Linked DNA regions of Homo sapiens: region 1 is linked to region 2. A link is a contact called in ENCODE Hi-C data. All regions are on one chromosome and are shown on one strand. Each heading gives the region's core, a stretch centred on a gene start or an enhancer-like site at or near the end of the contact. The rest is flanking DNA. Distances are from core to core; before and after follow the strand shown.

Region 1 (3,531 bases), core at 184-2,683, 2.2 Mb before region 2:
TGACAAAGTTATGTAGATCTGCCTCTCCACAGATAGTATGAAATAGCTAACCTGGGCTATCCTTGCATCGTACATCTGCATCTTATAAAGGTCAAATATTTAATAGAGAGGAACATCTGAAGGGCTCAACGAAAAGTACCAGAAGCCTCAATGACTGGGTGAATGAAATGGATAAACATGATCAGGTCAAAGGGACAGACTTAGACAAAGTATCTCCTCCTCTTTCCCTTTTTCTCCCCCACCTCTCACAAGGAAATGTCTTATTATCCACATTTCAAAAGGAGAAAACCTATGAGAAGCACATTTATCAGGGTTACCCAGGAAACCACAAGGACGAAGAAATACCTGAAACAGTACCCCCTCCCCTAGCGGGGCATAAACTTTTCAAAGTGTCACCCAATACACAAAACCCCAGCTCCTGAGGGGCTCAGGCAGCTCCGCCTGTGGGCCCCTGGGAAGTGAAAGCATTCCCTCTCCAGGCAGAGATCCCCGCGTTTTTACCTTTGTGTTCGCCGAAGCCTGTTCCCACTCCTCAAATGAGGCAAAGTAAAGTTTGAGAGCACAGTCCAAAAATTGGGGTCAGACATATCCATTTCTTTCTCTCTTCAATTCACTGTGGGTTCAAGGCCATATGACTAAAATGGGGAGAGGTAAAAAAAAGGAAGAAAGACAAGGCCAAAAATAAAAAAAAAATCCCAATTATCTACTCACTCCCTCCAGAGAAAATGTGATGGGAACTGTGATCTCAAGAACAACTTGGAGCATGTCTGAGAAGTACCCGTCCCGTCCTAGCCTTTAATTAACACACAGCCTCCTCTCAAAGGTCCGGGAAACTGATTTCCTCTCGGGTCTGCCCTCTCCTAGTCAGGCTCGGCCAGCTATAAACAGTAATTACATGAGTTGAGCCGTGCGTTCTGCTCAAAGCGCTGTCTGTGGGATTCAGTCGGAGGTACTTTGTCATCTGTTTGGCAGATACCACTCGCCGCTTCTGCGAGGGGCGGGGGAGACGACTATTTTGAGGCTTTGGTTCCGGAGGCTGTTGCTTATCAGCAAAACCATTCACATCCGAACATGCCCAGTGCCGAGTTTCCTTTTGGTATCTACATACAAGGAAAAGAATTTGAATAGAAAAAGCTGCTCTTGCCCTCCCCTCCTGAAAAAAGCGGAAACTTAAAAGCACTTTTAAAAAATGGGCCTATTGGAGGACTTGAACCTGACACCTTTGTGGACCCTTCCAGGGTCCGGCTGGGAGGAGGCGGCAGGGCCTTGTCCCTGGACAGCTTGGTGGCCGCGCCCCCAGCTTTCCTGCATCCCCCACCCCCCACCAGCCCCGGCCGCGCCTGAGGAGCGGGGGCTCACGGGAAAGGGAGCAGGCGGCCGCGGCGCGACCCCAGCCGGTGCCGGGACAGCCCCGCAGCCTGGGCCGCCGCTCCCCCTCCCCGGAGCCCGGAATGGATCCGTCCCGGAAATAAATAAATAAACCCGCGGCTGCTCCGGGTGTGTGCTGCGCGCACCTGAGGCCGACCTGTGATTCACCGCGGGAGGGATGGCAGTGACAACGCTCCGGGGAAGTCCACAGTGACTCCTCCGCCAGGACGCCGCTGGTTGTATAGGAAAAGCACGCGGACGGGAAGCCACACTCACCGAAAACCTCAGTAAACTAAATTTATGAGTTTACATCTGTTCCATCAATGACCACGGTGCACACCTGTTTGGCTTCATGGCCGGCAACTACAGATCTAGGTAATGGTGAGCCCCGATGTGGAAAGACACTACCTGGCATTTATGTGGCAAATGCTACAAGTATTGCCCCTTCAAGTACGTTAGACCTTGAAAGGGCAGAATGAAGGGGGCTGAATGTTCTTGTTATTCATTTTGAAGAAAGGCATGGTATTTAAATATCTCCCCCTATCCATGAATGTTTGTATAAAGTACATAAAGAAAAAATATAATTTAAATTAGCTGCCTTAAGTCTGGTGTAATATGGCAAGAAATACTAAATCAAAAAAGTATATATTCAGCAAAAAATACATCTAAAAATGGCTTAGTCCATGCAGTAAATACCAGGAACAAACTCGCTTACAAAAATGGGAGGATAAAGAGAAGGAAGAGGGGGTGTAAGCTGACAAGGTAGGCGGGGTAAACAAAAAGAAGCCTGCTGTGGGATCTTCTTTATCTAATTCTTGTGGCCCACATTAATATTTTCACACCAAGGACTCCAAGAGTTTTGGATGATGTTTCATGTCCAAGGCTTTCGTATGCGTTATCTCCTCACATTCTTACAGAGCCTCCACAGATCCTTGCAACCCACAGAGGTAGACAAAGAAGGCATTATTTTCTCAATTTTACATTTGGGACTTTATCCCAAACATTCAGGGACACTAAATGACAAAACACACTTCAATAGATATTAATGAGCTTGGTCCAGCATTTTTGCCCCATGCTCTTCTTTTAAAAAATGTTTCTAAGTATTGCAAAAGATGTTTTGAAGGCTGACACAAAAGAGTGTCCCTGTGCTCCGGAGCAGTTTCTAGACCTCAGCACTGTTGACATAGGCTGGATAATTCTTTGTCTGAGGAGCTTTCTTGAGCATTGGAGGATGTTTAGCAACATTGCTGACCTCGACCTACTAGATGCCAGTGCTGACAATTAAAAATGTCTGAGGACATTGCCAAATGTCCCTTGGGAGGTAAAATCACCCCTGGTTGGGAACCACTGCTCCAGATAAAGGCTTCTCTGAGAGGGGTGATACAGAGCACTGGTTTAGAGCAAAAATTTTGGGTCTGAATTCTGGATACAACACTTACTATGACCTTAAATCTCTTCTCATTTTCCCCAGCTGCAATATGGGGTCCATAATAGGACCAACCTGTAAGAGGCTGATATACATAAATGAAGAGGAGATGGCATACATAAGCCCTTTCACGCAATGTCTACACACACACTGCGCATAAATGTAGGCAGTATACAGAAGCTAAGAGAATACTATGCTGACAGACATAAGACTGGAGCAGAGGACACCCCACAATGTGCTTCTTTCTACTCTCTAGAGTCTTCAACCAGGCTGCTGATCACACTGTGTATAATTGACTGTTTACTGCTGTCTTTCCAATTAGTCTGAGTTCCTCAAGGCTAAAGTCACATTTTACTGATCTTCATATTTTCAGAACCTGACAGCTCCTCAGTTTATATAGGCATTTAATATTAGTAAATCCTTTTTGAATGGATACTTCAGAAGCCCAAGTATCTCTTATTTCTCTTAAGATGCACTGAAACTATTAGTACTAGTAGATCTGTATTCTCAAAGAATACTGAATTTTTGAGAATCCCATGAAGACGGTAAATTCTGAAGACTTTCTCTTAGTGACTTATTTGTATCTATATCATGTAGCTGGAAAGATATCAGTGCTAACATTCCTCAGGTCTTTACATGGCTCTAAGAAATGTCACAATCAAACTCAAGGGGAATTCCCTTTGAGTCCCATGTCCCCTCCTCAAAGGCAAGCCCAGAGAATAACTTTTTGTGCTCAC
Region 2 (3,916 bases), core at 1,399-3,898:
ACTCTGAATGTCTCTGTACGCTTTCAGCACCTAATGTACCATTAGATAGTAAAGGCAATAAACATTCGTTGAACAGACTTATTACATGTGCTTCAAATTCTTCACAGACCAAATTTTTGTCCACACTCTTAACCTTACAGAACTTAGAAGCTTTAATATCTTTGATGAGCCTTATGCTGGAAAAAGTCCCAAGCTGTTTTTGGATGAAAACTTGGGCCCTTATGTTATCATTCAGCCTATTTCTGTTCAGAAGATAGTATTTATCACATTTTGTAATTAAACATTTATTTGCATGATTATTCAGTCAATGTATACTTCACTCAACTAACTCATGACAACTGAGTCAATGCTGTGTTTTCTTTCCATTGTCTCCCTAAAACCTAGCATAGAGCCTGGCAATTGATTTGCTCAATCATTATTTGTTGAATGAATAATCTATTCAGGAATGTATCCTTGTTAAAGCTTTTCATCTATATGACCATGTCAAATCTTGCTTTAGAATAAAGCAATTAAGTCTGTCCTTGACCAGCAGTATAACCTCAAACTCACTGATGCTTAATACTTCTCAAAAACTAAGAAAAATATAGTATTAATTCATCCATCCATTCATTTATTCAATACCTATCTGAACTCCTTCTATCATGTATCAAGTACTGTTCCAGATGCTTGTCTCTGCCCTTATGTTCCTTACATTCTATAGGGGGAAGGTAGGAGGAAGGATACAGTAATACTAAATAATTAATAAATACCATGAAAAAAACTAAAAAGGTTAAGGGGGCCAGAGACTGCTGGGATGCAAGGCATGATTGAAGTTTGCTATTTCATAGAAAGTAGATAAGAAAGGGCTCTTTGCTAAGGTCAACACTTGATTAGACAGAGGAACAGCAAGTGTGAAGGCCCTGTCTGGCAGGATGGTAAATCTATTCAATCTCTACCAGTGTTTATTAACTGGGGGTGATATTGCCCTCAAGAAACATTTGGAAATAGGAGGAGGTAGGTATTTTGGGTTTTCACATTGATATTAAATAAGATAGGTGAGGGGTGGGATGGACATACTAATCTACAATGCCCAGGAGAAGTTCAAACAAAGAATTGAAAGAATTGGTCTGCCCATAAAATATCCATTACATTTTTGCTGGGAATTACAGCATTTTTGGTTTCACTTTTAAATTGCTCTCATTACATTATCAAATGTCAATGAATAAAAGACTGTATAAATTATTTATGATGCAATCATGTAACAAACAGGATGGTATGTTGTGTAAATTTAGCTTATCTTAATTCAACTATATACTTCCAATCTCATTTTCTCCAATATGCTGATTCATCAAATTTCATATGTGATATAAGCTAGGTCTCAATTTAAGAATTCAGGTGACACTTATTCCACAACAGACTCTTCTGCCTTGTACAGCATACAAACATCTTGGATGGGAATTGGCATACATTAGCCATCAAATCAATCAGAGAAACCTTTCCCCATTCTAATGTGGTAATAGTCCCCATTTCCCACTTTCTCTGACTGACAGTCATCTCAGGTTTTAAAACCAGCTCAAAAGATATCTTTTCCATGAGGCTTTTCCTAACTTCCCCAGTTGTTCACTACTCAGTACCGCCATAGCAACCTGGTCTCTTCTCCACAAGCACGCTTATCAGACATACAGGCTTTTGTTTACCTGTCTGTCTCACAAACTAAACTATAAGCTTTTCCGGGAAAACAACTACCTTACCCATCCATCTTTGTATCTCCGGCGCCTAGTACAGTGCCCAGTGCCTCGCAGGCGTTCAATTAATGATTGTAGAAGAAATGGAGAATGAATGACCTTAGTTAAGCAAAGAATATATCAAACTCAAAAATGTCTGTTTAAAAACCTAAGACCCCAGAAATCGGCTGCATGAGTTGGGTTAAAGCATTAAATAGGACCGGAATGCTGGTAGGTAGAGAAATCTCCACTTGACTTCTTCAAGTACATCCTGAAAAGTACCAACATCAGTGTTTCGATGCAACATTGTCCACATGCAGGAGTAAAGACAACACTTCTCGTGGTCTCTTCCTACCACGAGATCCTGAAACCCACTCCCCACCCCAAATCCGGGAAATCTCACTTTGGGGATCCCAGGACCCCAAGTTCCCTAGATGAGGCTCTCACCTTCCCATTCGTGGGAGGCTCCTGGATGTAGATGTTGCTCATCTTGGTCAGTACAAAGGACTCTGCTCCTTACGGGGGATGAGAGCGGCCGGCCGGCCACTAAAGCTGTCCGCCTACGAGTACACTCTTCCTTAAGTCCAGTGGTGCAGGAAAGCTTCAGTTTGTCAATATCACGCAAGACAGGGACACCAAACACTACCCCTGCCCAAAGGAGCCCCTCACGGACGCCGCCATGTTGTTACCGGACCCGAGCACCGCTAACCCTGAGAAGGGTTATTCCAATGTACTCCAGGGAACGAGAAAAGTCCGTAAAGTTACCATAGCTTAATGTTATTTATGTTATTTGTATTACAATATTAGAAGGGACACTTCATAAGTGTTGGCGGTGTTTACACTACTCTCGTGTGCAGATCAAACTAACTCCCCCTCCAAAACTATCAGTAATGGTTCGGACCATGTGTCTTCTGCAATATGACTCGTCCGGAAACTGCATCCGCATCTACTGGTTCTGCCGTCGCTAGAGGCGTACAGGCCCTTCCCGACCGTAGCGAGGGTGCTGCTGCGCTGGGGGAAGGAAAACGCCGCTTTGACTGTGCCTTGTTCTCACAGCTGGCGGGAAGCAAGCGCCTTTTCGAAAGCCAGAGGCTCGAGTTACCCCTCTTACCACCGTCATGGCAGTCCCAGGTAAGGAGCAATTACAGGGCCTCTGCGTCCGAGCTCCGAAGGGAGCGCAAGGGAGGGTAGGGTAGGGTGCGGCGTGTACGGAGCAGCGCCCATGGGGATTTAGGCGGAGGCCTTAAAATTCACAGGTTTGTTTTGTTTACATGAAAAAGTTTACACTCCAAACATAAACTCTGAAGGAAAGAAAATAACTATCTTCCCCCCAGGAGCCAAGCCCCAGCTGCTTGGGATTACAGGGAAAGTGTATTGTGGAAGGGAGGGAGGAGGGAGAGACTGTAACTGTAGGCCTAAGGGGGCAAGCGGCCGAGAAAAACTACCTTAACTGTGGTATGGCTTAAAACTAAAACTTGAAGTGGGAACACTTGGCCGACCCAGGTAACCGGAGGCATCGTTTGTCTTAGAAGTCGCTAGGACCCACCGGGTGTGCGGGTTCTACTCCTAGCTCTTCCTGTTGTATGTAGCTGCTCCGTGGCCATAGATTGGTCGCTTTGTGCTTCTGGGCCTCAGTTTCCTTATAAAAAGAAGGAGCTTTGTTGAATTATATATAAGATTTCTTCTAACTCTCAAATTCTATGTCCAGAAGTTACTGACCTAAAAACGGTGAACTCTGCAGAATAATTACTTAAAAGATTTTCTCGTCCTCAACTACCAGCTTACTTGGAAGTTCTAGTAGCGGAAAGCATCTCCTCAAACCAGCTTTGCCACTGCAGAACACTGATTGCAGGAGACATTTTCAGAAATACACACTTCTCCACCCCACCTCCCAACTTGGAAATTCCCAGCGCACTTTAGTAATAGAAAAGATTCTATTCTATTAGAATAGAATACTATGAATTGCTATAGAATTACTATGAACTATAGAATTACTATGGTTCAGAACCCTAACTTTGTTTAAACCTGCACTTCCCAGTATTATTTGACCAGGTTCTTTATTCTGTGGCAGCCTTTTTGAACCTCCTTCTACAGATAGCTGTTATTGGAACACTGTGCTTTTGTACTAACTGAAGTTTGCGGAGGAGTACATCTGGAGCTGTGAGAGAGGAAATGTACACTCTTTATTAAGCCTACTGTGTGCCAGGCACTGG

Evidence for each region. A loop is a pair of places that touch in the nucleus more often than their neighbours do. Pooled maps may share reads with other maps.
Region 1: a map of B cell shows a loop between it and region 2 (15-fold over the local background). The contact joins the promoter of MAST4-AS1 here to the promoter of SREK1IP1 in region 2. A Hi-C loop is called at or near these places in 6 of 168 maps with a recorded cell type or tissue (B cell, CD4-positive, alpha-beta T cell, CD4-positive, alpha-beta memory T cell and 2 more) and 7 of 50 pooled maps.

The regions. Positions count from the first base shown.
Region 1 is chr5:67,002,056-67,005,586 of GRCh38, reverse strand. MAST4-AS1 (MAST4 antisense RNA 1) reads left to right here and starts at 1,433. Exons shown (of 2, transcript NR_111908.1): 1 at 1,433-1,743. The region is part of intron 4 of MAST4 (microtubule associated serine/threonine kinase family member 4); the gene reads right to left. RefSeq lists a silencer at 1,216-1,555.
Region 2 is chr5:64,767,423-64,771,338 of GRCh38, reverse strand. It overlaps SREK1IP1 (SREK1 interacting protein 1), which reads left to right and starts at 2,648. Exons shown (of 5, transcript NM_173829.4): 1 at 2,648-2,834. The coding sequence starts at 2,822. CWC27 (CWC27 spliceosome associated cyclophilin) reads right to left here and starts at 2,409. Exons shown (of 14, transcript NM_005869.4): 1 at 2,151-2,409. The coding sequence starts at 2,192. LOC124900985 (a long non-coding RNA gene) reads left to right here and starts at 2,843. Exons shown (of 4, transcript XR_007058787.1): 1 at 2,843-3,916. RefSeq lists enhancers at 1,913-2,637, 2,356-2,675, 2,826-2,915, 2,067-3,266, 2,638-3,364 and a silencer at 2,603-2,897.